Linked DNA regions of Mus musculus: region 2 is linked to region 1. A link is a loop called in an ENCODE intact Hi-C map of the cell type or tissue named here. Cell type or tissue: left cerebral cortex. All regions are shown on one strand. Links, peaks and the distances in the headings refer to the core of each region. The heading gives the core; the rest is flanking DNA. Region 1 holds the start of Necap1 (NECAP endocytosis associated 1). Region 2 overlaps Pex5 (peroxisomal biogenesis factor 5).

The links. A loop is a pair of places that touch in the nucleus more often than their neighbours do. Peaks named below come from ENCODE experiments on the same cell type or tissue, not always from the same donor. Only the 100,000 strongest peaks of a DNase experiment are listed, where the experiment ranks them.
Region 2: a loop joins it to region 1, with 2.6 times the contacts of the local background. A loop is called at or near these places in 8 of 42 quality-filtered maps.

The regions. Positions count from the first base shown.
Region 1 is chr6:122,866,892-122,882,480 of GRCm38, forward strand. It overlaps Necap1 (NECAP endocytosis associated 1), which reads left to right and starts at 7,666. Exons shown (of 8, transcript NM_026267.3): 1 at 7,666-7,772; 2 at 13,522-13,622; 3 at 13,767-13,871; 4 at 14,610-14,691; 5 at 15,377-15,485. The coding sequence starts at 7,678. In left cerebral cortex, for the core only: a CTCF peak has its summit at 7,561; DNase peaks (open chromatin) are centred at 6,127, 7,591 and 7,941; H3K4me3 peaks cover 1,763 bases; H3K27ac peaks cover 1,279 bases.
Region 2 is chr6:124,385,035-124,400,623 of GRCm38, forward strand. Pex5 (peroxisomal biogenesis factor 5) reads right to left here. Exons shown (of 16, transcript NM_001277805.1): 11 at 15,054-15,197; 12 at 14,825-14,895; 13 at 14,214-14,420; 14 at 13,747-13,912; 15 at 13,310-13,467; 16 at 11,782-13,136. The coding sequence ends at 12,935. Among named protein-coding and RNA genes, the nearest start is that of Pex5, 22 kb to the right of the region's middle. In left cerebral cortex, for the core only: no CTCF peak of the experiment used is centred there; no DNase peak of the experiment used is centred there.

The DNA.
Region 1 (15,589 bases), core at 3,423-11,422:
TATAATAGCCAGAAGCTGGAAAGAACCCAGATGCCCCTCAACAGAGGAATGGATACAGAAAAAGTGGTACATTTACACAATGGAGTACTACTCAGCTATTAAAAAGAATGAATTTATGAAATTCCTAGGCAAATGGATGGACCTGGAGGGCATCATCCTGAGTGAGGTAACCCAATCACAAAGGAACTCACACAATATGTACTCACTGATAAGTGGATATTAGCCCAGAAACTTAGAATACCCAAGATATAAGATACAATTTGCTAAACGCATGAAACTCAAGAAGAACAAAGACCAAAGTGTGGACACTTTGCCCCTTCTTAGAATTGGGAACAAAACACCCATGGAAGGAGTTACAGAGACAAAGTTTGGAGCTGAGACGAAAGGATGGACCATCTAGAGACTGCCATATCCGGGGATCCATCCCATAATCAGCTTCCAAACGCTGACACCATTGCATACACTAGCAAGATTTTGCTGAAAGGACCCAGATAGAGCTGTCTCTTGTGAGACTATGCCAGGGCCTAGCAAACACAGAAGTGGATGCTCACAGTCAGCTATTGAATGGACCACAGGGCCCCCAATGGAGGAGCTAAAGGGATCTGCACTCCTATAGGTGGAACAACAATATGAACTAACCAGTATGCTCCCCCCCACCCCCGCCCAGTTCGTGTTTCTAGCTGCATATGAATCGGCCATCACTGCATAGAGAGGCCCATTGGTCTTGCAAACTTTATATGCCTCAGTACAGGGGAACGCCAGGGCAGAGAAGTGGGAGTGGGTGGGTGGGGGAGTGGGTGGGGGAGCGTGTGGGGGACTTTTGGGATAGCATTTGAAATGTAAATGAAATAAATTACCCCCCCCCCAAAAGAAGAAATACATAACAGGGACTGGAAAGATGGCTTAGAAGTTAAGAGCACTGGCTGTTCTTCCAGAGAACCCAGGTTTACTTCCCAGAACCCACATGGCATCTCAAAGCCTTCTGTATTCCAGTTCCATGGGCATCAGATGCTTTCTTCTGACCTTTGGGTACCAGGCATGCACTGGTGCATAGACATACATGCATGCAACACACACACAATGTAAAATAAAATAATTTGAAAAAATAAAAAGAAATACACTATGAATGAATAAAGATACAAAGACTAAAAAATAAACAGACTTCAGCGGGCACTTCTGTGGGCGCCTACAGTGAAGTGACACCTGGTGGCAACTGTGGGCTCCAGCAGAATTACTGCTTCTTCAGCAGCTGGCCAGTAGCTCCCAGATCCCTGCTGAGGGGCAGCAGGTCTCCAACACAAGGTTATGCTCGCCCATTCCAGGTTTACTGCCCCCACCCCACTCTCCGCTTCCAATTCTAAAGAAGCAGCTACTGATGCTTTGAAAATACCATTCTCCCTTCTTATTCTTGTAGACTTTGTGTGCCTTTTGTAACCAAGTCCTCATATTAAACACCTCTCTGGAATATCTCCAGTGGTTCCAAATATCCAGAATGGATAATGATAGATTCAGCAGATACTTATTATGTACACCATAGGATTATTAGGAATAAATTAATAAATACATGTGAATTGCTGAAAACAGCCAGTATGTAGGCACACAGTTTATGTTACTTATGAATGTTAAAATTAATCAAACAAGTTGATTATTAATTCAAAATCATTATCTTGTAGTCAGTATTTCGTGGACTGTTATTTTCCCCAAAGTTAATTGCATCCTTTTAGTAAAATCAGTGACTAATGGGGTTTAGTTAAAACCCATATCCCTTAAGGATGCATATTAGAAAGTTTATCTCTTTCCTTCCCAAAGTGTTAACTGTTTAGCCGGGCGTGGTGGCATACGCCTTTAATCCCAGCACTTGGGAGGCAGAGGCAGGCGGATTTCTGAGTTCGAGGCCAGACTGGTCTACAAAGTGAGTTCCAGGACAGTCAGAGCTATACAGAGAAACCCTGTCTTGAAAAACAAAACAAAACAAAACAAAACAAAACAAAACAAAACAAAGCAAAACAAAACAAAACAAGTGTTAACAGTTTAGTGTTCTATACAATTATAGTGAAACCAAGTGGTAGCACAAATTGATGAATAAAACTGTTCAAAAATTAAAATCATTAAATAAAAAAGCAAACAAAAAACCCCCAAAAGCATTAGCATCATCATAAATTAGACATTTTAGTGGAGCCGGGTGTGGTGGCACACAACTTTAATCCTGCACTTAGGAGGCAGAGTCAGGAGGAAGAATCCCTGTGAACTCAAGGCCAGCCTGGGCTACACAGTGGTTTCCAGGCTACATAGAGAACTTGTCTTTCAAAATGTCCCCTTAGTTCTGCCTGCACAGACTCTGACCCTCCTACTCATTGTCTGGCCTCAGCTACTCTGAAACTGTGAAGCGAGTCTTCACAAGCCCCCAAATCGTGCGGTTTTTCATGCTCTCAAGCCAGTACCATATGGATGACTTTGCCTGGTTCTGCTGCCAGGTGAAGATGGAGGCTGGCCCCTGGGATAACAACTACACTGGCATCTGGGCTGTCTGCATATCATTGTGTACCTGGAGCCTGCTGGGGTATTGCCTGAGTGGTTTTTGAGGCCTATCTCAGTGGGCTTTTGCAAATGGGAGCTCCTGTCTGGAAGAGAAGGGTGGGGGCCTCCTGGTCCACAACATCTTAGCCTTTGTCTCAAAACCTCTGTTTAACAGATACCTTTAAAGAAACTCTATTGTAGGACTGGCATGATAGCTCAGTGCGTAAGGGCACTTGCTGCCAAGTCTGACAAATTGAGTTTGATTCCCAGAACCCACATGGAGAAATGAAAGAAGTAATTCCCCGCAAGTTATCCTCTGACCTCTGAACGTAAGGCCCAGAACACACATACGCATGTGGGCACACACACGCATAAATAAATGTAGTAAGAACATTTAAAAGAATTTTCCTGATAATCAAAGCTCTGAACCACAGCGCGCAAGACTGTTCACGCAGCAAGCATTACTCTGGAAAGACATATTTTCTTAATGACGCACCCTTACTCCGACTCCACCAGTTTCATGGCATAGTAAGGAATGGCTACAGTTGGTGTGAAAAGCAAACGCTAGGCTTAGTGCCTTACTCTTCTAATTGCAGCTAGCGCTTGAGACATGCCTCACATTTTTGTTATGGGGATTCTTTGAGGGTGAATCACAGCCTCAAGCCTCCTGGGTCTGAATCATCCTTTGCAGTCGCTGCAGCAGAGCAAGAGGACAGGTTTCCCTGAAATCGTCAGGAAACGGAATCCTAACTTCTCATTTTCAACTTTAAGCCAGTGTCCCCAACTGAGACCGAGTCTTCGGCTTTTTAATGACCTGATCTCGTTTTCTCCACATAGGCAAAGATGGGTTTGACTCAAAGGACTGGGACTCAAAGTCATTTTGAGCTCCTGGCTAAATACTTGTCAGGTCCCATGTGCTGCTCAGGATGTTGAGAATAGCAAACAAACAAATTACTCCTCAGATTTAGAGATTATCAACTGAGAGTTGCAGGCTGGGCTAGTTTAACCTGACTCAGTAACTACAGCACAATATTCGTGTGTAAGGAGTAAGAGTGGCTACACTTAGGTCAATGGGTGACACTCTCCACTGTTTAATTTACATTACATGGACCTATGCTAGGGCTGATGTCATGTTTCCTACATGTACTTGTTGAATTGTTCATTTGTTTAATTTTAGTGTGTGTGTGTGTGTGAGATGACCTGTGTGGGAAGGTCAAAGGACAGCTTTCAAGAGTTGCTTCTCTCTTTCTACCTTTTTGAGGCAGGGTCTCTCTTGTTTCGGCTGTGCTGTGAAGCACAGGGCTGGCTGTCATTGTCTGCAGCTGTCTACTGTGGGCTCTAAGGGTCGAACTTAGGTCATTGGACTTGCATGGCAGGTGAGGTATCCACTCATCCATCTTGCAGGTCCAGGTTTCTACTAAAAGTATTTTGAATTATACATCTAGTACATGTATACCGTAAAGATCCTGTGCAGACATGCTTAAAGAGGAGTTAAGTTTCGTTTTCATGGTCTCTTTTCAAATGCGTTTCCCAATTGGTTACAGACGCTGGCTGTGTGTCCCCTTCTAAGTTTTCTATGTGTAGCTAAGTCTACACATAGAATGTTGTGTTGGTTAATGTGACTGCCAACTTCAGAGGATCCGACAACACCTTGGAAAAAGACTCTACACTTTTTATACTTGAGAAATAACTTTTGGCTTATTTTACATGAAAAGTTTATGTACACGATTCTGTAACTAGCATCTTGTGTGCTGCCCAGATGGTATAGTGCCATGTGGTGAAAAATATTACTTCAAAAATTATGAGACAAGTCAGGTGTGGTGGCACATGCCTTTGATCCCAGCAATCAGGAAGCAGAGGCAGATGGATCTCTGAGAATCCTGTGTGAGGCCAGTTTATTAAAAATGGTTTATTTTTATCTTATGAGCTTTGGTGTTTTGCCTGCATGTGTGTCTGTGTGAGGGTGTTGGATCCCCTGGAATTGGGTTACAGACAGCTGTGAACTGCCATGTGGGTGGTGGGAATTGAACCTGGGTCTATCTGGAAAAGTAGCTCTTAACTGCTTAGCCATCTCTCCAGCCTCAAGAGTTAGGGATATTATACCCTAATAAATACCATTGATAATGTTGTTCTGGACAAAGGTGTAAGGCAGAATTTATAAACTTGTTAAAAATAACTTTTTATGTGTGGGTAAAGATGATTGAAAAAGTAAATAAATATGTGACTCATTTTCATGGTTACATTGCATTAAAAGTAATCACAGTTTGAAATGGGCAAGGTGACATCATTTCCAAGAAAAGTGTTTTCCTACAACGTGGCTAAATCACATACACGTGGGAAGTCACACAGAAGAGAGATTTTTTTTTTTCAGCAGCTAATCTGAACCTGTGAGCTATGTAAGCTACTTGTCCTCCAGTGGTGGGTAGAAGTGAATTCTAGTTAAGGCACCCTAACATCCCCCCATTCCCCAATCAGGCAGGTGTTCACTACATAGCCCAGGCCGGCCTTAAACTCATCAAGTTCTGCTGGCCTGGGCTTCCTGGGTGCTGGGATTAATGTCACAGTCAAGGCATTATTAATTATTTTGATTGAGATTTGAACAAATGCTAACCAGGTCGTAATGATAATATAATACAAATATATCTACAGTTCTTACGATATACTAGAAATTGTGCTGAAGACCAGTGATACGGGGGCAACTGGGAACTCCTTTAGGGTACCTCATAATATAAGAATTTAAGGGCTGACTCAGATGGAAGCACAGGACGGTATTATTGGTTTAAAAGAAAAACATCCGACCAGGGGAGCTGTAGAACCTCAGCTGATGCTCAAAGGGGAATAAAGGAGGAAAGAAGGGAAGAGCCAAGCCATGCCACATAACCTGGGTTTGGTTCTAAGCATCATCATCTGTAACTCCACCTTGAGGAAATCCAGTGCTTTCCTCTGGTCTCTGTGGTACCCATAGACAAGCACTCGTACATTAAAAAGAAACAAGCAAGCAAACAGAAGATGAGGAACAAATCCCAGAGACAGTGATATTTAAATTAGACTTCAAGATCTTACTAAGGAGTAAGTGAGAAACATATGTGGACATACATGTTCAGAAGTAGAACTAAATATGGAGGTGAGTGTGCTTGCACCTGTAATAGCACTTAGGAAGCAGAAACAGGAGAAGCCTGGCCAAGAGAATGGGATGCTGCCACAAACAAACCACCACCAGGAAAATTAGGATAATATGGCCATCTAAATCAGAGAGGACACTGTAAGACCATGGAAAATGGTGTGCTGCACGTGTAGAAGAGGCCAGTGTGTATTTCCTCATTATTTTGCTAATATCCCGTATTATGTTTGTTGGTTTTAAAATACTAAACAAACTACAAATTCTTGGAGTAAGCTGCAGGTGGTTATCGTATATCATACCTTACATGTGGCAAGAAGGAGTGTAAGATTAGGGAGAGTTAACTATGTGAAACCAGAAGTCTCTAGGATGACCAGATTTGGGGAGAAAAAAATACATAGCACTTGAAAGGTGAACCAGGGGCTGGGGCCTCAGTAAGGGATTGTCAGCACTGCTGATCCAGAAAGAGGAAACGAAAGAGTTCAATGCGGTATAGTAACATGACCGAGGCTTCCGTTGAGATCATAGGTTTAGAAATAGGAAACCAGTAAAAGACCATTTTTTCTGTCTGTTTTCTTTTTTATGTCTCCATCCACAGTGTATGTATTCTCTTTATAACATGTGTTGGAGAAGTATATGATAGAAAAAAAAGTTTTTGGTTGGGGATGTAGCTAAATTGATAGAATGCTTGCCTAGTTCTCACAAAACCCTGGATGTGATCCAAAACACTGAAAAAAAGAAAAGAAAAGAGTGTGGTGACACATGCCTGTAATTCCAGTACTATGGTGGCAGGAGGATTACAAGTTCAAAGTCATTCTTTAGTACATAATGAGATGAGGGCCAGCCTGGACTACATTGAAACTCTGTCTCCAAATAAACAGACATGAACAAACAAAAAGCTAGTGGAACTGTTAAAGGCTACACCCACTTAATATTTGGAGAGTTCTGCTAAATGTCCCTTCAAAGCAGCGTTGGATCAATTTATAGTCCTGGCAACCGTAGCCAGTCTCTACATCCTTACCAGCCAATTAAAGTCTAATTCTTTTTTTTTTTTTTTTTTAAAGATTTATTTATTGGTTATATGTAAGTACACTGTAGCTGTCTTCAAACACTCCAGAAGAGGGAGTCAGATCTCGTTATGGATGGTTGTGAGCCACCATGTGGTTGCTGGGATTTGAACTCCAGACCTTTGGAAGAGCAGTCAGGTGCTCTTACCCACTGAGCCATCTCACCAACCCTAAAGTCTAATTCTTGTTGAACTGGCTTTGCTAGGCAAAGCAGACCAATCAGAAGTAAAAGTCAACCAGTCGATAGAATGCAATGAAAGAGGCTGCTACTGGTGTTTTGGGGGGGACAAGATAAGATCAGACTTGGTTTTGCCACTTGAAGTCAGTGCCATCTAAAACATTTCTAAGTTACACTGTTGTAAGCTTACATTTATTTGCGAGTGCACAAAGAACATATTTGTGGATAGAGCTGTTTAGTACTCATCGTGATGTGTAGCCAGCTGGGCTACTCATGCTGAGGGATGCTAGATAGCATTTAGCACTGTAATCAGTCATTTTAATATGGAGAAGTCACCAACAAAACCTACAAAATTGCAAAAAAACAAAACAACCCCATGGTAGCACTTAATAGATTATGCATTGGACACTTGCTTATGAGAACAGAATGAGAAAGCAGAGATTCATTTTGTCCAACCTCTGTTTTGTTTTCGTATATTCAGTGACTTTTTTTTTTTTTTTTTCTGGTTACCGTTTGAAGGTAGGTAAAAGAGAACTGAATTCTTATTTTTAATTTTTCGCTGGGGAAAGAGCCCAACCCGAGGCCTTGGCAGGCAAGTGCTCTACCACTGAGCCTGTCTTTGCCGTTACTCAAGATGGCGAGCCAGGCGCATCAGCGTTTCCAGATTGTAACAGGTTTTGCGCCGCCTAGAGGTTAACCTCGAAGCTGTACCCGAGCGGAAGTGACGCGAAGGAAGCCGTCGGCGTCTCAGCCCGCCCCCACCCGTGCCCCGCCCCCGCGGCGCTAGCGGAGCCAAGATGGCGGCAGAGCTGGAATATGAGTCCGTGCTGTGTGTGAAGCCCGACGTCAGCGTCTACCGGATTCCGCCGCGGGCCTCCAACCGCGGTTACAGGTACCCAGGGGGATTTGCAGCCGGCGCCCGCCGGGGTGACGGTTGTGTCCTTGGGCAGCAGCCATCGGCTCGAGCCGCTGCCGCCGTAGTTAGCCTGCCACCCGGGCTGCCGGCGGCTCCGTCTACTTTTCTGTTTTGCTGGAACTCTGATTTTGTTTTCTTTTCTTCCTGCCGTCATGCGTCTTTCCACCTCTCCTCCCCATCCCTCCCCCTGAGACATCGTCTGCTCCTCGTCATCCGCAATCCATTCATGCCTGCTCCATCTGTTACTCTTGCTGCGACCTTTGGCTTGTAATCCTCCACGCGCGCGTCCGCACACGCACACGGCACGCTCCCCCCCCTCCCCCCGCGCTTCTGATCCCGCCTGACACTTGTCCGGAATGGTAGTTTTGCTGTCCACTGTTTAGATGATCTATTTTAATTGATACTGTTGTCATTCTCGCCAAGTGTCATCATCCTTTAGTTTTTTTTTTTTTTTGGGGGGGGGGGGCGCAGTAGGCACACGTTAAGATCTTGTATTCCAGTGATGAGCTATTGCGTGTTTTCATTTTGTTTGTGTGTGTGTACCCCTCCCCCCCACACATTGATTATGTAGGGATTTCTGCCTTCCTATCAATCCAGTCACCTCTCTTAGAGCTTTCCCAGAGTCAGTGCAGCATTTTTTTTTTTTTTTTTTTTTTTTTTCCTCTTGTAAGGCCTGACAACCTTGTAATCCAGTGATTGAGGTTTTGGGCTGTTGTAGGATGTTAAGGAGTTCAAAGAGAATTCGCTGGGATTTGTGTTGAAAACTCTTTAGGTCTGAGCCCTCGACACTAAATAGCTGTGTAATTTATGAGCCAATCAATGTTTTTCTTCCCCAGGCCTTAAGGGTTCTCATTTGTAAAACAGGAGAAGTAGCGTGAGAAGACTGTGCACGTCTTGTGTACCTCACAGGTTTTTATTTGTTTTAGAGGTATGTGTATGGGTGTTTTGTCTGTCTGTATGAGTGGGTATGCCTTGTGCTCACAGAGGTCAGAGTGATGTTGTGAGACATCAGATCTCCAGGAACTGGAGTCACTGATGTTGGTGAACCATCATCTGGGTGCTGGCAACTGAACCCCTGTCTTCTGCAGGAGCAACAAGTGTTCTTAACTACTGAGCCATTTCCCCAACCCCTTCACAGGTTTTTTTTTGAGAGTTAAATAAAAGAGTATAGGGTAACTAAATCGTTATAAAAATACAGTACTAGTAGTATCCCTTTTCTGACCTACATACCTTCATGGTTTTTCTCTTGCTGGAAAGTTACCTTCTCCACATCTCCATTTTGCTTCCTAACCAGAGGGTCATTCATCATTGATGAGTTGTTTTGTACAGACCTGTGCAGTGGGCCCTACGAGTTGTATATCTTTTGGTAAAGGAGTTGCCACTCAGATCTCACATTGACCATGACTGAAACTCAGCATGATGGTAGTCACAGGTACCACGTTATGATTTAGCTTACACATTGCTCTACCTGAGTCTTTGGTTCAGGCCAGCTCTCTGCGGACTTCCATAGCACTTTATGTTCATCTCTATCTCTGCTTTACTGTCCAGTCTTCTGAGCTCCAGGGTGGAATGAATAGCCTGAAGTCTTGTTAAACTGTATCTGTGGGGACTGGAAGGACCAGCATAGTGTCTTGCACCTAGTAGGCACTCAGCAAATGCTCACTGGAAAAAGAAATTGGAGCCCATCTCAGGTAAAGTGCTTACTGTGAGGGCTGAAAAACCAGCATCTGATCTCCCAAATCCATGTGACTTTACACATTGTCTTCTGCCTGCCACATATGTGTTAGGGCATGGCTCACACACATATACATACATGGATAATACATTTAAAAAGAAGATATTGGATTATCCAACTAACCCAATCACATAAGCTAGCAATGGCTGAACTGCTAAGTAAAGGAGTCTCTCTAGGGGCTAAGGTACATTGAAGTCTTCTGTTTTTCTTTGACTTCAAGCCTCCCCGCCTCTGTCTACAGTCTCATTTATTTCATACCCTTTATCCTCTTATCAGGTCACTGCAGCATCCCATTAAAGCAGTTTCTTAATTTTTTTGTTTCCTATGCTTATTTTGATATTTCTTACTATCCAAGGGGCATCCTGTCGTTACTCACTCTTTCAGAATAGTGACTGAAAAGTAAAAAATGAAGTTTGCAGCTGCGAGTGGTGACACATACCTCTGATCTCAGCACGTGAGAGATGGAGGTATATGCGGATCAGGAGTGTAAGGCTATCCTTGGCTACAGGAGGCTCTATCTGAACCTCTGAAACAAGAACTGGACTGCAGAGGTGGCTCAATGGTTAAGAGCACTGCTGCTCTTTGTAGAGGGCCTAGGTTCCATTCTCAGCACATACAGTGGGAGGTTCAAAACTGCTGTAACCCCAGTTCCAGGGGATCTGATACTGTCTGGCCTTGACAATCACCTGTGTACACATGCATAAATAAAAAAAAAGAAAAGAAAAGAAAACCTTTGCCCTTCCCCCTAATAACATAAAAGCAAATACGTTTAACCTTTTATTTTGTAGGAAAGTCACTTCTTGAACTTTAATCTTCTCATCTTCAGAAATAAACATTGATTCTTAGCATGCAAGATACATTCACCTGGTTAGGTAAATGAAAACGTGTGAGGTTTTATGCATGTTTACACAGGGTCTCACAGTAGAGCCCCGTGGCTCCAAACTCCTGGAGATGTGCTGCCCAACTGTTGGGACTCAATGTTTTCACTACCACACCTGGCCAGTGAGGTTAGGTTTTAGTGTTGTTTGGAGACCAGCAAATTCAAGAATTCTTTAGACTTGGTTTTGGAGAGGGATTAAGGATCAAGGATGAAGGAAACTGCTGCCATGTATCATTTATTGAAAATTTGTTTATTTAAGGACACTACATACACAAGATAAAAATGATGAGATATCTACCTGCCCATAAGTTTTCATTTGATTTCCACGTGTGTATTATGGCTTACATGTACCCCCCACCCCCCAAATAAATAAATAAGCAAGCAAGCACATTTTTTAAAAATGTTAATTCCTGAGGACGTGTAGAATGATCTACTCTGGATTAGATTCAGGTACTTATAGTCTCTGAAGGCAGAACATCACGAGAGGAGATGAAAGCATTTATCTTACAGTCCTGTTGAGAAGCTCGGCTGGGGCTGTGGGCTAAGTGGTAGGGGCTCAGCTAGCACACTCAAGGGCCTGGGTTTGATCCCAAACAGTGCAGAGACAAAAAAACCTATGTTTTTGCTTGATTTTCTTTTACCGTAGTATCTTGTTAGACTTTTTCTTTTTACTTTTCTTCCTGGCAAGTATTGGTAGTTTTTTTGTTTGTTTGTTTTTGTTTTTTGTTTTGAGGCAGGGCCTTAATGTTGTAGTTGAGGCAAGCCTCCCTCTCCCTCTGATCCGGCTTTTAACTTCCAAAGGATTTTAGGCATGCGCACCACCACACTTTGAAGTCTTCAGGTTCATAAGAGATGAAGTAGTGTTTGCATTTTAGATGTTTTTCCTGAAGCCTGTCCTTACGCTCTCAGCTGTCTGCTCTTCACCTTCCCTTGGAAACACCTATTAGACACCTGAAATTCAGCATATTCAGAATTCAACTCCATCCTCCCAGGTAGTGCCCACAACATGCTTTCCTTAGTTTAGTCGTTGGTAGCTTGTTGCTCCTGGCCCACACCTCATTAGAAAATCCTGCTGCCTTTACTCTAGAATCCACAATCTTGCTAGTCACTTGTGCTCCTGTCTCCACCGAGCCCCTCTCATGACTCACTGAATGGTTCTTAACTAAGTGCCCTGCTTCTGCCATCACAGCCCTCCATCTCTTCCTCACAGCAGACAAAGTCATGGCTGTAAAGTACAGGGACGACTGAGTTGCAGACCTGTCTAAAACCTGGCCTAGCCAGTTTTCACTTAGTTAGGAATGGCCAGGCTTTGGACGGCTTGCAAGGGCCTATGTAGTCTGCCTTTCTTTTGCTTCCCAGCTGGCTTCTTTGTGTGTGTGTCTGTGTGTAAGATTTATTTATTTATTATGTGAGTACACTGTAGCTGTCTTCAGACACTCGAGCAGAGGGCGTCAGATCTCATTACAGATGGGTGTGAGCCACCATGTGGTTGCTGGGATTTGAACTCAGGATCTTGGGAAGAGTAGTCAGTGCTCTTAACCGCTGAGCCATTTTGGCTTCTTGCAAGAACAGCAGCTTCCTCGTGCTTAGACCCGGGCAGCAAGCATTCTCTCACCTCAGCACCTTTGTTCGCACTGTGCAGAGAGCACGGTCCTCTCAGGCACCCAAAGGAAACTGCCACCACGTCCTTCTCCTGAGCTTCTGGCCTGGATTCCTTCCTATGGAGCAGGCCTCAGATCCAGTCTAAAAGCAGGTGGTTGTCTTCACAACCTTTGTGCTACCGTTTGCTCTACATTTTTGCCTAACGTTCACATTCTTGGTGAGGCCTACCTTGACTCCTCCTCCTTTTGTGTGTGTGTGTGTGTGTGTGTGTGTGTGTGTGTGTGTGAGAGAGAGAGAGAGAGAGAGAGAGAGAGAGAGAGAGAGAGAACCCTAGGGCTTGGTGCTTGCTAAACAAGCTCTGACCACTGAGCTTTGCCCTCAGCTTCCTGGTTACCCTTGAACCCTGTAACCTGTCCCCCCCCACTGTCCTCCTCGATTTCTTATCTGCCTCTGTATTTCCCTCTCACCTTAACCTAATAACCTAAGGTACCGCTATTGTGTATGTTTCCTTCTGTTGAGACGTAAACTTTCAGAGGGGAAGAGTGGTTTGTTTGCTGTTACAGCCCAAGCATCTAGAGTAGTGCCTGCCATTTCCTCAGTACCGTGTGAATACTGGCTGGAGTCAGTGAGTGATAATCCATAGCTAGTGATCAGGAGCCGCAGATGGACTTTGCTGTTCCCTGAGTAGTGAAGCGTCATTAAGTAACTCCTTCTAGGTAGGAGAGAACCACTGTAGGAGGAAGTACAGTTTTAGAATTTTGGCTTTTGAAATGGGCTTACTATGTACAGTAGTTGACTGAATCAGAGGTGTGCCTGCGTCTGCTTCTTCAGTGCGGTATCAAAGGTGTGCACAGTGGAACCCAGCTTAGTTTTATTATTTTTTTCTCTGATGTTAGGGATTGTATACTAGGTAAGTCTGTGTCACATAACTTCATCACAATTCTCAAGAAATTTAGTTTTGGGTCTTCCTGCCTATCCTTAGTCAGAGTTTCCCTGGCTGCCCTGGAACTCACTCTGTTGACCAGGCTGTCCTCAAACTCAGAGATCCACCTCCTGCGTGCTGGGGTCAAAGGTATGCACCACCACCGCCTGTCTGTCTGGCAGTTTTTATTTGTACCTGCTTTGCATATCTCTATTGGTACTTACTAAGCTTGAAAGTGGCACAAAGGAAACATTGCTTGTTACCTGTACTAGACAGCATGTAACCTGAGAACACGAGGATTCAGTTTAAAGAGCTTGAGTTATTTTTCTTGACTATTTAATAGGCAGAAAGGGTAGGCTTTCTAGCATGGGAAAATGTAGCTACTGAAATCCCAGCACCAGGAGGCAGAGGCAGGTGGACCTCTGAGTTCAAGGCCAGCCTTGTTTACGGAGTGCATTCCAGCACAGCCAAGGCTACGTAGAAAAATCCTGTCTCAAAAAAGCAAAACCAAACCAACCCAACCCAAAACAAACAACTGCTCATGGAGTGTACCTGAGGCCTCAGGCTTGCTGTTTTCCTTTCATAGGGCATCTGACTGGAAGCTAGACCAACCTGATTGGACTGGTCGCCTGCGAATCACTTCAAAAGGGAAGATTGCCTACATCAAACTGGAAGACAAAGTTTCAGGTCAGTGCAGCTCCTCAGGTGTGGTGGATGCTGGGTAGCGTGGCTTTGTAAGTCTCCTCAGCTAAGGACTGGCGTGGAGAAATGCCGGCTAGCTGGAGTTAGCTTTTCTGCTGCTGCTCAGAGATGCCTTTTTCTTACTGTTAGGGGAGCTCTTTGCTCAGGCCCCCGTAGAACAGTATCCTGGGATTGCTGTGGAGACTGTGACAGACTCCAGCCGCTACTTTGTGATCAGGATCCAGGATGGAACCGGTAAGAAATCTGGGCTTTTTGGTGGGGTAAAGTTAGGGAACTAGGTTGTACCCTAATGAAATCGTGTCCTCATTATGCTTCTCTCCCTCTTATGACTTTCTTTCCTCTTCTTCAGCGTTACTATGATGCAATTGAAGGGAAAGGATTAATATTTTATAGATTTGAGCTTATGCTCATTTTGTTAAGTTAATCAAAATGCTTATTTAACAAAAGAGAGCATGGTATTTTGGGTTTTGATGGAATTGTCTTGAATTATAATTTCTAGGGCAGCATTTTTCAGCCATTTCTTCATTTTATTTTATTAAGATGGAATCTTACTATGTACCTGGCTGATACAATATATGCTAATTAGGCTGGCCTTGAACTCAGAGATGGGCCTGCTTCTGCTGGGCTTACGGTTGTGTACCACCATGCCCGCCTCTTTGTAGTTTTTAATAGGTTGGTAACCAAGGACTATAAATATTTCAGCATAGGCCAAGTTGTGACTGCAGCTCTGAGCTTGCTGGCTGCAGAGTGAAGTAGCCACAGCCACTACAGTTGGTGTGGCTCTATTTCAGTGGAACTTCATTGTCAGACTTGTGCTTTGGGAAGAGTTGGCCAATCGGTTGCATGCTATCTGCTGACTGCCGGCCTGTGAGAGGATGCTAAGCAGATCTTATGCGTCTCGTCTGACACATAGCTCTGATAGGCAGAAGTCGTCCCAGGGAGCATGCTTTCTGAGATCCCTCCTCCTCACAGGGCGCAGCGCGTTTATTGGCATCGGCTTCACGGATCGGGGAGATGCCTTCGACTTTAATGTTTCCCTGCAAGATCACTTCAAGTGAGTGAAGCTTGCTCTTGGTTTTCAGGGTGCATAATTATTGGGTGCTGCCTGAGTGGGTGTTTACATAGTATTCTGTTCTGTACTTTTTCCTTACCTTTGTACCTGGTCTCATCTTTCCATACAGCCCGTAAGGTATTTTAGATCCTTGTGCAGCAGTTTGTGTTGATGCCTGGTTAAACCCATGGGGAATTTGCTCTTGGTTTTAAAAAGATGGGGGAGGGTGGCCCACAGCAGGAGCAACTGTTCACAGGCAGCCGTGCGCCATTCCTGTCACGCACCAGCTGATATGTTCCATGCTTGCATGTGAGTTTGGCACAGCTGTAGTGACCAGCACCCAGTACCACATCACTTCCCATCTCTAGGACAGTGTGGGTCTTTATCCTTTAGGACTCTGAAGTCCAAAGCCCAGAGATGGCCAGCAAGGACGTAGTAACTAACACAGCTCCTCTGGGGCCGTTCTCAGGCACAGGGCTAAGAACTCTCGAGAGGGTGTGTCTCCCACACACTTTATGGCTTCTCAGTCTGGAACTTTGGATAGTTTTCTCATTTTCTCTCTCATGTTTATGGATCCCTCACTCTGCTTTCTGGAATTTCAGTTCATCTGAGTGTGAGATAATCAGATTTGGGTCAGACTCTGTTTCAGGTAATTGCAAGCTGAGATTAAATTCTTATTTCCCCAAAGGTGGGTAAAGCAGGAAACTGAGATTTCCAAAGAATCACAGGAAATGGATAATCGTCCCAAGTTGGATTTAGGCTTCAAGGAAGGACAGACCATCAAATTGAGTATTGGGGTAAGTGTGTGATTTCTTTTCTTTATGTTTTATCATATGTGTATGGATGTTTGGCCTGCATATGTTTGTGCACCACAGGCATTCAGTGTCTGTGGAGGCTAGAA
Region 2 (15,589 bases), core at 5,160-13,159, 1.5 Mb after region 1:
AACCAAAAGGAGAGAACCACATGCACATAATGCCATCTACAACAACAAATATAACAGGGACTAAGAATCATCTGTCTTTAATATCAAAGAACTCAATTCTCCATTAAACAGACATAAACTAACAGACTGGATATGCAAACAGGATTCAGCATTATGCTGCATTCTGAAAACACACCTCGATTACAAAGACAGACACTGCCTCAGAGTAAAAGGCTGGGGGAAAAAAAAAAGTCTTCTAAGCAAATAGTCCCAAGACACAAGCTGGGGTTGTCATCCTAATATCCAATAAAATACAGACTTTCAACCAAAAGTTATCAAGCAAGATGGGGAAGGACACTTCATACTCACCAAAGGAAAAATGCACCAAGAGAAAGTCTTAATTCTGAACACCTATGCCGCAAATGCAAGGGTACACACATTTATAAAAAGAGACTTTACTAAAGCTAAAAACACACACGGAACCCAACATAATAATATTGGGATACTTCAACACCCCACTCTCACTAATGAACAGGTCATTGAAACAGAAACTAAAGAGAGACACAGTAAAACTAATAGAAGTTATGAACCAAATGGATTTAACCAATATCTACAAAACATTTCACAATAAAACAAAAGAATATACATACCTTCTTCTCAGCACCTCATGGTACCTTCTCCAAAACTGACCGTATAATGGGTCACAAAATAAGCCTCAACAGATACAAGAAGACTGAAATAATCCCATGCATCCTGTCAGATCACCAGGGCCTAAGGCTGATCTTCAATAACAAGAAAAACAACAGAAAGCCCACATACACATGGAAACTGAACAACTGTTTATTCAATGATAACTTGTTCAGAGAAGAAATAAAGAAAGAAATTAAAGACTCCCTGGAATTCAACGAAAATAATGACACAACATATCCAAACTTATGGGACACAATGAAAGCAGTGCTAAGAGGAAAATTCATAGCAGTAAGTGCCCTAGTAAAGAAATTGGAGTGATCATACACCAGCAACTTAACAGCACACCTGAAAACTCTAGAACAAAAAGAAGCAAACTCACCCAAGATGAGTAGAAGGCAGGAAATCAACCAAATAGAAACAAAGAGAACAATACAAAGAATTAACAAAAACCAAAAGTTGGTTCTTTGAAAGAATCAACAAGATAGATTAAACCCCTAGTCAAACTAACTAAAGGGCCCAGAGACAGTATCCAAATTAACAAAATCAGATATGAAAAGAGAGAGATTAACAACAGAAACTGAGGAAATTTTTAAAAAATCATCAGATCCTACAAAAGCCTATACTCAACACAACTGGAAACTCTAGATGAAATGGAGGATTTTCTAGACAGATACCACATACTGTTAAATCAAGAGCAAGTAAACTATCTAAACAGACCCATATCCCCTAAGGAAATAGAAGAAGTCATTAGAAACCTCCCAACCAAAAACAAAAGCCCAGGGCCAGGTGGCTTTAGTGAAGAATTCTACCAGACCTTCAAAGAAGAGCTAATACCAATACTCCTTAAACTATTCCATAAAACAGAAACAGAAGGAACACCACCTAATTCATTCTGTGAAGCCACAATTACTCTGATACCTAAACTATACAAGGACCCAGCAAAAAAAAAAAGAGAACTTCAGGCCAATTTCCTTATTAATATCTATGCAAAACTACTCAATAAAATTCTCACAAACCCAATCCAAGAACACATCAAAACAACCACTCACCATGATTATGTAGGCTTCATCCCAGCGATGAGATGCAAGATTGGTTCAATATACAAAAATCCATTAACATAATCCACTATATAAACAAACACACGGAGAAAAAAAACCACACGATCATCTCATTAGATACTGAGAAAGACATTTGACAAAATACAACACCCCTTCATGTTAGAAGTATTGGAGGGTTCAGAAATTCAAGACCCATACCTAAACATAATAAAAGCAATATACAGCAAATCAACAGCCAATATTAAATTAAATGGAGAGATACTTGAAGCAATCCCATTAAAACAGGGACAAGACAAGGGTGCCCACTCTTCCCATATCTGTCCAATATAGTACTCAAAGTTCTAACTAGAGCAATAAGACAACAAAAGGAGATCAAGGGAATACAAATTGGCAAAAAAGAAATCAAGATATCACTATTTGCAGATGATATGATAATCTATATAAGCAACCCCAAAAATTCCACCAGAGAACTCCTACAGCTGATAAACAACTTCGGCAAAGTGACAGGATATAGAATTATTTCTAACAAACCAGTAGCCTTTCTCTACTAAAAGGATGAAATGAGAAAGAAATTAGGAAAATGACACCCTTCACAATAGTCACAAATAATGTAAACTATCTTGGTGTGACTCTAACTAAGCAAGTGAAGGATCTGTATGAAAAGAACTTCAAGTTTCTGAAGAAGGAAATTGAAGAAGACATCAGAAGATGGAAAGACCTCCCATGCTCATGAATCAGCAGGATTAACATAGTAAAAATGGCCATCTTACCAAAAGCAATCTACAGATTTAATGCAATCCCCATCAAAATCCCAACTCATTTATTCATAGAGATAGAAAGAGAAATTCTCTCCTTCTGGTCTGGGTCAGAGCCCTGAGCAGACCTTGGGCCCGAACTCAGCAGCCAGTCCCACAATACCCAGAGGAAGCTCTATTCACAATGGCCCTAAAACACCCAGGATCATAGGATCAGAGGTGAGGAGGACACAACATCTGTCCCAACACCACCTGGAGTAACTGGGACCAGTGAAATCCAGGGATGCAGGAACTCCACTGGCACAGCTTCCTTCAGGTCTGGGCCGGAGCCCTGGGCAGACCCAGGATCACAGGATCACAGGATCACAGGGGCTTGTTCACACCAGAATCTCAGGGTCCCAGAGGCAGCTTTACTCCCAGGAGCTCTAACACACCCAGGATCTCAGGATCACAGGATCCCAGAATCACAGGATCACAAAGATAGCTGGACTCTGAGGAGTTCTGACACAACCAGGATCAAAGGAAGGACGGGCTCCAGTCAGATATAGGGAGGACAGGTAGCACTAGCAAGAACCAGATGGTGGGAGGCAAGTGTAAGAACATAAGCAACAAAAACCAAGGTTACTTGGCATCATCAGTACCCAATTATCCAACCATAGCAAGTCCTGGATACACCATCACACCTGAAAAGCAAGATTCAGGTCTAAAATCACTTCTCATGATGATAGAGGACATTAAGAAGAATATAACAACTCCCTTAAAGAAATACAGGAGAACACAGCCAAACAGGTAGAAGCCCTTAAAGAGGAAACACAAAAATTTCTTAAAGAATTACAAGAAAACACATTCAAACAGGCAAAGGAAATGAACAAAACCATCCAAGATCTGAAAATGGAAATAAAAACAACAAAGAAATCACATAGGGAGACAATCCTGGAGTTAGAAAGCTAGGAAAGAGATCAAGAGTCATAGATGCGGGCTGTTGAGATGGCTCAGTGGTTAAGAGCACCGACTACTCTTCCAAAGGTCCTGAGTTCAAATCTCAGCAACCACATGGTGGCTCACAACCACCTGTAATGAAATCTGATGCTCCCTTCTGGAGTGTCTGAAGACAGCTACAGTGTACTTACATATAATAAATAAATAAATAAATATTTTTAAAAAGAGTCATAGATGCAAGCATCACCAACAGAATAGAAGAGATAGAAGTGAGAATCGTAGGTGCAGATGATACTATAGAAAACATTGACACAACAGTCAAGGAAAATGCAAAAAGCAAAAGCTCCTAACCCAAAACATCCAGGAAATCCAGGACACCATGAGAAGACCAAACCTAAGGTATAGAAGATAATAGGTATAGAAGAGAGTGAAGATTCCCAACTTAAAGGGCAAGTAAATATCTTATACAAAATTATAGAAGAAAACTTCCCAAACCTAAAGAAAGAGATGCCCATCAACATACAAGAAGCCTACAGAACTCCAAATACACTGGACCAGAAAAGATATTCCTCCCGTCACATAATAATCAAAACACCCAAATGCACTAAACAAAGAAAGACTATTAAAAGCAGTAAGGGAAAAAGGTCAATTAACATATAAAGGCAGACCTATCAGAACGACACCAGACTTCTCACCAGAGACAATGAAATCCAGGAGATCCTGGGCAGATGTTATACAGACCCTAAGAGAACACAAATGCCAGCCCAGGCTACTATACCCAGCAAAACTCTCAATTACCATAGACAGATAAAACAAGACATTCCATGACAAAACCAAATGTACACAATATCTTTTCACAAATCCAGCCCTACAAAAAATAATAGATGGAAAACACCAACACAAGGATCCGGGAAACTATACCATAGAAAAGGCAAGAAAGTAATCTTTCAACAAACCCAAAAGAAGATAGCCACACTAGCATAATTCCACCTCTAACAACAAAAATAACAGGGAGTTACAATCACTTTTCCTTAATATCTCTTAACCTCAATGGACTCAACTCCCCAATAAAAAGACATAGACTAACAGACTGGATACATAATTAGGACCCAGCATTTTGCTGCATACAGGAAACACACTTCAGTGACAACGACAAACACTACCTCAGAGTAAAAGGCTGGAAAACAATTTTCCAAACAAATGGTCCCATCCCAAGAAACAAGCTGGAGTAGCCATTCTTATATTGAACAAAATCTACTCAATAGAAACAGATGTATAAAAGTTGGGGTCATAGACAGATGCACTTAGCACTTAAAATGAGCAGAATGCATAGAAATAAACACTTATCTAGTACTAATTGGCTATTCTGGGTCTTTTGTTGTTCCATACCAAATTGAGAATTTTCTTTCTATTATGTGAAGAAAGAGATGAGGATGTTGATTGTGTTTTCATTGAATCAGTAAATTGTTTTGGTAGGAGGGTCTTTTTTCACCTTGGTAACATTAGCATTCTACCAAGCTATACACTTGAGAGGACTTCAAATTCTAGTATGTTTCTTAATCTCTTCACACATTCAAAGTTTTCATTGAGGAGGGTTATTAATCTTTTTGTTATGTATATTCTAAATATTTTATTTTATTCAAGAAACTGGGAAGAGGAGTTTGTCCATGATCTCTTTCTCAGCATGTTTGTTATTCATATGTATTAAGACTGGTAAATTTTGTAAGTCAATTATGTATCATAACACTTTGCTGAAATTATTGAAAATTTCTACAATCTTTCTAGTCAAATTTTGGGAACATTGGGTATAAGAATATAATCTTCAATTGAAAATAATTTGACTTAATATTTTCCCATTTGTATCCCTTCTCTTGCCTTATTGTTCCAGCTACTGCTTCAATCACATTATGGATGAGCAGCAGGGATAGTGCGCAGTTCTATCCCATTCCTGATTTTAATGGGGCTTATTAATTGTTTTATTCATTTAGGATGATATTGGCCATGAGTTTGTAATACATAACCTTTATTATGTTGGAATATGTTTCCTACAGTCCTACTTGTTCTAAGGCTTTTATTAAGAATGCTACGCAGTAGTGTACGGCTTTAATCCCAGCACTTGGGAGGCAGAGGCAGGCAGATTTCTGAGTTCAAGGCCAGCCTGGTCTACAAAGTGAGTTCCAGGACAACCAGGGTTACACAGAGAAACCCTGCCTCGAAAAAAAACAAAAACAAAAACAAAAACCAAACAAACAAACAAAAAAACAGAATGCATGTTGAATCTTATCAAATACTTTTTTTTTGCTTCCATTAAGATGATCATATGATTCTTGTATTTTTGTCCATGTATTTGGTTTATTACATTTGTTTCTTATATATGTTAAAAATAAAAAATAAAATCAATGAAAAAAAAAAGAGCAATTCTCAAACTCATCTAGAATAACAAAAAAAAAAAAATTACAGGATAGCGAAAACTATTCTCAACACTAAAAGATCTTCTGGGGGGGTCACCATGCCTGACCTCAAGCTGTACCACAGAGCAATAGTGATGGGAGCTTCATGTACTGCTACAGAGACAGGCAGGTTGATCAATGGAATGGAGTTAAAAACTCAAAAATAAACCCACACACTTGCAGACATTTGATCTTTGACAAAGAAGCCAAAAATATACAGTGGAGAAAGGAAACCATCTTCAATGGGTCATGTTGGTCTAGTTGGCAGTCTTTGTACAGAAGTGAAAAATTGATCCATATTTGTCACCTTGCCCAAAGTGGATCAGGGACCTCAACATAAAACCAGACACAGTGAGTCTAATAGAGGAGAAGGTGGGAAAGAGCTTTGAACTCATTGGCATGGGGGTAAATTTCCTAAGCAGAAATCCAATGGCTCCCACTCTAAGATAAAGAACAGATAAATGGGACCTCATGAAACTGAAAATCTTCTGAACGGCAAAGGACATAGTCAATAGGACAAATCAGCAACCTACAGATTGGGGAAAAGTCACTAACCCCACATCCAATAGAGAGCTAATATGAAGAACTCAAGAAACTAGCCACCAAAAGGCCAAGCAACCCAATCAGAAAATGGGGTATAGAGCGGAACAGAGATTTAACAGAGGAATCTCAAGTGGCTGAGAAGCACTTGAGGAAATGTTCAAAGTCCTTAGTGATCAGGGAAATGAAGACCAAGGCGACCCTAGGATTCCACTTTATACCATTCAGACTGGCTGGGATCGAAAACTCAGGTGACAGCACATGTTGTTGAGGATATGGAGAAAGAGGGATGCTCTTCCATTGCTGGTGGGATTGCAAACTGTTACAACCACTCTGGAAGTTGGTCTGGAGGTTCCTCAGAAAATTGGAGATGGATCTACCTAGAAACCTAGCTGTGCCACTCTTGAGCATGTACAGAAGATGCCCCACCATGGCATGGGGGCACATGCTTCACTATGTTCATAGCAGCTTTATCTGTTATAGCCGGAAGCTGGAAACAACCCAGATGGCCCTCAGTGGAATAATGGATACAGAAAACATGGTTAATTTACACAATGGAATACTATTCACCTATTAAGGACAAGGACATCAAGAGTTTTGTGAGCAAATGAATGGAACTAGAAAATATCATCCTGAGTGAGGTATCTCAGGCCCAAAAGGACATGCATGGTATGTATTCACTAATAAGTGGATAGTAGCCCAAAAAAATACAGAATACCCAAGATACAATCCACAGAACTCAGGGTTGACAGGCCAAGGGGCCCACGTGAGGATGCTTGAATCCTACTTAGGAGAGAGAAGAAGTGGGATGGGGACTGGTCGAAGGATGGACCAGGACAAGGATAACAACTGGCCTTTAAAAAAAGATTAAAGAATAGTAAACGTTCTTTGGTTTAAAGCAAATGCTGCACTGACAAGAAATACACACTTAGACATGAGTGTATCTAAGTCAATGTTGTCATCACAAGTAAACATCTTTGGGGTGAGGAGATGGCTCAGTGTGTAAAACTACTTGCAGCACACACCTGATAGCCTGAGTTCAGATCCCCAGAGCCCATATGAAGTGTGACTCAGTGTGAACGTGGCAATAATCCCTGCAGACCCTGGAGTCTCCAGAGGGATGGAAACAGCTCCAAAAGCAACAGAAACCTCTGTGTCAAACAAGGCAGAAAACAATGGCCGACACCCAAGGGTGTCTGTGTCTCCCCCCCATCTCTCTCTCTCTCTCTCTCTCTCTCTCTCTCTCTCTCTCTCTCTCTCTCTCTCTCTCTCTCTCTCTCACGCGCACACACACACACACTTTCACACTTTTAAAATTAAACATCCTTATACACTAATGAAACACCTTATCTGCTTCAAAGGGTTTTAGACAAGAACAAAGGAAATCTTGCTTTGGTGTCTTTCATGATCTCAGGGTCTCTGCTGTATATAAGAAGATAATACATATAAATACAATAAGCTAATGGTTATTAGTAGTGAAAAGTCTGAAGAGAAATAATAAATACAAAAGGCTCTAGATCAAAATCCTTTTCAAATACATTGTTACTAATGGAAAGTTATTTATCTTAAAACCTTTGTCCTCATTAAACCTCAAAATAGAGATAAGGTAAGTGGCTAGTAACTTTGCCATACATGTGTGTATGTGCTAACAAAGTATGTCTAAATAATTGGGCTTGAAATTTAAAGTTCAAATAACTAATGTCATTCTAAAATGTTTTAATAATTAATAAAAATATAAACTAATTTACCTAATCACAATTTGAGTAAAACTTCAAGAATCCTTGTCTCTGATAAACCTGGGTTATTAGCAATAATTTGTTTATTGGTATTCAATATTACTTAAAACCTCAAGATAACTTTAGATTTAATACTAAAATAGTTAATTGTATCAATTTATCTGAAGATTTATGAAGAAATAATCCACACCTATTCATTTTTTTAATGTAACAGCCATGATTTTTTTTTCCAAAAGAAAGCTCTTTCAGAATGAGGAAACAGCTGCTCCTGGAAGTTAATATAAAGGGCTTTACAAAAATTGCAGCAACGGCCACTTATACTTATGAAGAATTAGAAGTGCTGTTCCAGGCAAGCAAGGACAGACTCTGATGTTTGACTTTGTGCTGGAGTTCAAATGAAAGTGATGGATGCAGGATTCGGCAGGACGAAATGTAAATGCTTTTGTTTCTGTGTGGCATGATTGTCTGTGATTGTGGAAAAATTAAAAACAGAAAAACAAAAAAACAAGTCTCAAAGCTATTTAATTTTGCATGTTCCTCCGTGTTGAGGACGTCAGGCATTTTTCTTTTGAGAACTGTCCATTCGGTACCTTGGTGTGTTCATTGATTGGATGCCTTGCTTTGGTTTAATTACTGTAGTTTCTCATGTATTCTTTGTTTTGTTTTAGTTCAAATATGATAACATCATTTCACCCTTTCCTCTCTTCAGTACATCTTATAACCCCTCCTGCCTCTCAAATTCATGGCCTCTTTTATTGGGAAGTGGGTGTGTGCGCACATAAATATAAAACAACCTGCTGGGTCTGTGTGGGATAGTTTGTATATACACGATGTCAAGGCTGACTACTTTGGTACTGTATAACCAATTAGGGCCTCATGCCTGGGAAAGACAAACTCTCTCGGGAGTCCTTAGTTGCCTATAGTTCTTCGTCTAGGAGTAGGAGCCTCTTGAGGTTTCCCTTTTCCATGTTAGTCCGTGCATTGGTCTTAGCCATTGTTTGGGTCTTGTTTAGGCAGCCATATTGTGCTATCACTAGGAGACACTACCTTACAGCTGACTTCACATCTTCCTCCATGTTCCCTGAGCCTTAGGTGCCAGGGGGGAAAAAATGTTTTAGATTTATCCACTGGGGCTGACACTCGTGATCAGTTGTTCTCTGTGTTGACTGGTTTTCTATAATGGTCTCCATCTGCTGTAATGAGAAGAGTAAGAGCTACACTTACCCATGTATAAGGATGAACATTTGGAGTGTAGATAGGAATCGTGCTGGTCTGGTAAAGGTGGTCAGAGGTTCTCCTCTAAACTCCATGACCTCACTAGCCCTGGGTAGTTGGGTAAATCTCAAGTACTAGGCATGATTTCCATCCTGTTAAGCAGACTTTTAGTCCAATTAGACAGTTGTTGGTTATCACCCAGACATAAGTGCCACTACTGCCCCTTTAGAGCTAACTTGCCATACTGATCATTGTTGTGGTTCAAAAGTGTCATGGGTAGACACCTGCTTCCCTTCCCTGGTGGCTTCTATAGCCCTTCTGGTACTGCAAAAGCTGCTCCTTATAGAAGACATAGCTCAGATCCAGCTTGAACCATCCAAGTCCTGTGTCTGAAGCTCAACCTCTGGGAGGCAACCAAGGGCAACGCCAATAGCCTGTCCTGTTTGGGAACTCTCAACTTTCCTGACCAACAACCCAAAAGCAGGTTTCTCATGCCTGGTGCTGGGCTTTTGTTAGATATTTTATGTATTCGGGATATTAATCCTCTGATACGTGGAGGACAAAGGTAGGCTTTCTCTTCAGATGGTACTCTCCTTTGTTGGGCAGAAGTTGTATTAGAATTACTTCCTGTGCTACATACATCATTTGAAGAAAGCTCTTGCCTGGGCCTACATTTTGTAGGGTTTTGTATGTTTTCCTCTCGCAGCTTCAAAGTTTCAGGTTCTCCCCTTCGTACATGTTTACTTCATTGTTGTGCAGAGTAAATGGCACAGATCTGGTCTTGGTGTTCCCTGTGTGGAAATTGTTTTCCTAGAATCTCTTGCTGAAGAGGCTTTTTTTTTTTTTTTTTTTTTTTTTTTTTTTTTTTTTTTTTTTTTTGGTTTTTGAGACAGGGTTTCTCTGTGTAGCCCTGGCTGTCCTGGAACTCACTCTGTAGACCAGGCTGGCCTTGAACTCAGAAATCCACCTGCCTCTGCCTCCCGAGTGCTGAGATTAAAGGCATGTGCCACCATGTCAGGCTCAAGGCTTTTTCTCAATATGTTTTTGACACCTCTGTCAAAAAAAATTAAGTGGCCATGGCTATGTGATTCCTGTCTATGTTCTTCCTTCACTTCCATTTTAAAGGTCTTCTGCATCCCCGGTTAGATGGATTCCTTGGCTTTGTTCTCTAGGTACCATGAATTTCTTTCACTCTGTTACTTGCTGGAAGGGTTTATCAGGTGTTTTCCAGTGGGGTCTTGAGGGTTTTAAGTACAGGATCATGTCATATACAAATAGAGATAATTTGGGCTTCTCCTTTCCTATTTGTGTCTTTTGTTTTGTCACCCAGCTAAGTAAAATTCAAGCATTATACTGAATAAGGACAGAGGCAGGCATGTTTATCTCCTTCCTGCATTTAGAGGAAATATTTTCAGATGTTCCCATTTCTTTTTTTTTTTTTTTTTTCCAAGACAGGGTTTCTCTGTATAGCCCTGGCTGCCCTGGAACTCACTTTGTAAACCAGGCTGGCCTCGAACTCAGAAATCTGCTTGCCTCTGCCTCCCAAGTGCTGAGATTAAAGGTGTGCGCCACCACGCCCCAGCTGAAGATGTCCCCATTTCATACACTGGCTATGATACACCTTTTGCTGAAGTAACTCCTTCTATTGCTACTGTCTCCCAGGCTTTGTCCATGAAGGGATGCTGAACTTGTCAGAGGTCTTTTCTGCCTCTACTGAGATGGTTTTGTGATTTCTGTCTTTGAGTCTCCTTATGTGCTGGTCTATAAGGTTGATTTGCATATATTAGAAGATACCTCCTGCTCTAGTTTGCTTTCTATTGCTGTGATAAAATGCTGACCAAAAGCAGCCTGGAGAGGGAAACCAAGGCAGGAAGACTGCTGCTTGCTTACCAGTTACAGCTCTGCCTCGTAGAGCTAAGGCAATCTGCCAATTAGCAGGCAGGCAAATAGACACAGAGAATCAGGCAGAGACCTGGAAGTAAAAGTGGCTCCCATGCAGGTCCACTGGCTACAACCATATAGAATCCACAATGCACATTGCATTGACACTCATATAGGCTATGCTAATGGCACCCCCCACACCCCTTCTCCAGAACCATGTGGACCTGTACAACCAGGCAAGGTACAGCCTAGGTCAAGAGCAGAAGTAAATCCATGGCACAGAAGAAAAGAGTCAAGATTATACAGCACACACAATTCCCTTTGTAACAGTAACAGGAATGATTTAAGAAGAGAAAGGGAGAGAGGGAGGAGGGAGAAAAAAGTGAGTGTCAGTACATAACTGCAGCAGGTCGCTGGCACCCAGTCATCCTGGAGAGAGGGCTAAGTAACCGTACGCCAGTGAGAAACTAGAAGACAGAGAAGGGGAAATCTGAACATCAGTCTGCCTCCCTCCACCCCAACGTCAGCAGCGGAACCTACCCACGTCAGTCCAGTTTATTCTTCATACAAATATTTTACAGTTTTATTTTTAAATCATTTACACATATGCATACAAAGAAAAATAAATTTCAGGATGGGATTTTGGGACCATGGCAGTTTAAAAAAAAAAAAAATCTGATCATTAGCTACTGAAGACAAGGTAAGAGGCTTAGCAGTCATTTATGGGGGTCTGTGCATCTCCCCACACAGAAACAGTGGAGACGTCTCCAGCTGCTCCCTCAGAATCCCTTCATCTTCACCTTGTGGAGGTAATCGAGGGGAAGGGGGTTTTCAATGATATCCCCTATAAAGGTTTCAAGAAGGCTTATGGTAACACTGAACCCTCCCTTGGTTGGGAATTTGGCAAGAATGCAACTTCTGAACCAGGTTGCTACAAGAGTTTGTTTAGTTCCTACTTCCAAGTCTCCCAAGAAGAGAGGACTGCAGTGCTGACCGTATCACTACTGTCGCATCTCTGGGCTCATTCCACAAATGAACCTCCCTCCCCCATAGGCCAGGCCACCTGCAGTGACAAGCCCTGGCCCTGAGGACAGTACAGTAACCACATGAGCATCTGCTGCTTCAGTGTCCACCCACAGAAGATCCATGCTCGCTCCCGGAGTGACCGAGCTGCGAGCACTTGTTCCAAGTTCGGCTCTAGGGAGCCGCATCACCATTTCAGCGAGCAGGGCAGCTCCTAACATCCATCCCAGCTGGCGTCGCACAGATGCTCAGGGGAGCCTCTTACACACAACTGCCCAAGGAAGCTGGACTGTTACCAATTCCCAGGAAGATGGGGCAAGGAGAGACTTACAAATGTGGCAGACCCTATCAGAAACGGCAGATGACAACTCCCCTATGTCATTGGGTCCGACCCAAGAAGCAGCACCAAGAAAGGGCCTGATGAACAGAAAGAGATCTGTAGCTGGGTAGACAGCCCTTGAATTACCAAGGGACAGAGACAGCTCATCCCTACAATTAAGTAGGACCTAAGACACAGCTATGCACCCCTACTCTGAGGCAGCTCCTGAGAGGTCGTACCGCTTGTGGTCATCAGCCCACCCCCTTGGTAGGCCCGTTTGAGGAGAGGGAGTCACACCCAGAGCGCGGACCCCTCCAAGCAGACACTCACAGGGCAGCCCATCCCACTGTCACTGGGGCAGGCCAAACATAGCTAGGAGGGCAGACAGATCCCGAGCATCGGCTGCCCCATAGGCATCGCTCTGGCCTAACATGGATAACGCCAAGCGCAGGGTACTCCAGATGTTCTCAGACATGGCGCCCCCCTCACCCCGAGGGCCCCGGCTCTTCCTCTGCATGTTCAGAGCCTCCAGAAAGTGCTCCACAGCCTCACTGTAGGGAAGAGGAATGAGAGCCGGTGAGCAGAGCAACACTAGGAAGGGCAGAAGGGCAGAAGGGCACAGGGAGGGAGGGAGGGATGGAGGGAGGGAGGGAGGGTGGGTCAGAACATCAGAGACCAAGGCCAAGAAACAGGTTCAGCTGCTTACAGCAGGACCCACACTCACCGGTGAGCTCCCAGGTTGATGCAGCTGATGCCTAGGTTATACCGGGACCGAATATACCCAGGCTGTAGTTCAAGGGCTCGGCGGTATGCAGCCACTGCTTCTTCACTCTGGTTCCCATTGGCCAGGGTGGCCCCAAGCTTGTTCCACATCAAATAGTCCTAGACAGAGAGGGACAGAGAGGTCTGGGAACATGAGCTAAACTTGGACCAACGTCTGCCCATTCCTCCACCTGCTTCGCTACTGTTTGGTTAACGTAGTTACTAGCCCACCCTCTTCCCCTCGGCAGCTCCCAGTGTGGTCCCTGGGGTACCACACGCTCCTGCTCTCCCCAGCAACCCTGCCTTGTCCCAGGCTTCCCAAGGCTTTCCTGGCATGCACGCTGGAACGCAATCTCCCACATGCTAATGACTCTTCCACCTTCTTTCCCCACGGCTCACATTGGGGCGAACACTGAGGGCAGCTGTGAAACAGTCCACAGCCTTGTCGTACTCCCCGCTCAGGTTGAAGAGGACTCCCAGGCCACACTGCACATCAGGGTCAATGGATGTAGGGTCCAGACGCACAGCCGCCAGGAAGAGATCTTTTACTTCAAGAAACAGGGAGCTAAGTAAGGAGAAGAAAAAGCACAGAGGTGGTAAATAAATGGGTCACCTGTGTTCCTAGCCGCCAATCTCTTAAGTCAACCATATCCCCACGCTTCAGGGGTGTTTCAGTCAGCTCCTTTACCCACATCCACTTTCCAGCCTGCTTTATTCATCAGAGCACTGCATGGCAGAATGCTGACCCCTTCACACTGACCAAGTCACACTCTTGAATCACAGCATACCCCTTCTTGACAAACCAAGGTCATGTTCTTACTAGGACTGGCATTACAGGCCTCACCCCAGGAATGTCCCACACTCACTCAGACAACAGAGATCCCAAGATGCGCTTGCTGGGGCCTGCCCCGGTCGCCCCTTCTTCCCCAGGAGCCACCAGATGAGCGTAGGCCGGTGAGTAGCGCAGCCAGTCCCTCAACGTCTCACAGGCCTGGCGCTGCAGGGACTCATTGGTAAAGCTCACAGCCAGCGCCATCAGTGCTGTCCGGTTATCTGGCTTTAGTTCCAGACACCTGATGGGACAAAGAGCAGACTGAGTATCTGTAAATGACACCTGCAGCCCTCAGCACCAGGGGTGTGCGGCCAAGCTTTGAAGCACAGTCATAGAGGCCGTACTTCTGCCCTGTCAGCACTACATAGAAAGGAACCTCGGGTCTGGATATTAAAAATTCCACTCTGAGATGGGCAAAGTTTCAGCAGCCAAAGACCAACCAGGATCCCACAGATAAACCCAAGCTGATGATGGATCGGAATCAAGCCTCTCACACTCACTCCTCTGAGCCACGACGACTTGGAACAACCTCACAGGTTCATCTGTGTGCTAGTGGCCAGAGAGAAGGACAAAGACCTGGTTCTATTAGGCTAAAGGTTACTTGCAAAGGGCTACGTCTGCCTGCCCTCGCAGCAGCACACTCACCTCCGCAGGGCACTGATAGCCAAGAGCTCTTGCTCATTCTCGGCCTGGGTGGTGCCCAGGTACTGCCAAGCCTAAAGGGAAGTTGACAATCCATCACTGAGTTCAAATCCGCCCCTCCCTCCACTGCCTTCCCTTACTCACCACCCACCCCAGGAGACCACACCCACATGCATGCCTCTCTGGGCCCTTCCACAAAAGGAAGAAGCCATCAGAACAAGGCCTCACTCACTTCCATGTGCTTAGGATCCTGCTGCACAGCAGCCTCGAAGAGCAACACAGCATTGGGCAGGTCTCCCTCCTCCAGTCGATGCAGCCCTTCTTCAAAAGGCTGAGGGTGGTCACGCAAGGGATTCTCCTCCTCAAACTGGTAACCCTACAAGGAAGAAAAGTGAGGGGAACTCCAAGGGAATCGCGGCAGCCAGGGTAGCAGGGCAAGAGAACAGCAACCAAGGCAGGTGGAGGCAGTGAGGGCGTCCTTCCACACAGGTGTAGCAAACCCTCCACACGATAAAGCTCCTCCAGGACAAGGCAAAGCTGAGTGCCAATGGCCGAGAAGCTGGGTGAGTCTACACAGAGGCTTGTGAGCATCTGTGCTGGGATCATAAAGTCATTGTAGGAAGTCCTCGCAAGCCCGCACTGCCATAGCCTCAGCTTCTCCCCTTGGACAGCACATGCCTCTCAGCAGCCCGCTGAGCACAATGAGTGCTCTCCTCCACTCAACCTCAACTGCTGTCCATCATCAATCCATCCTTTGAGCCACTCAGT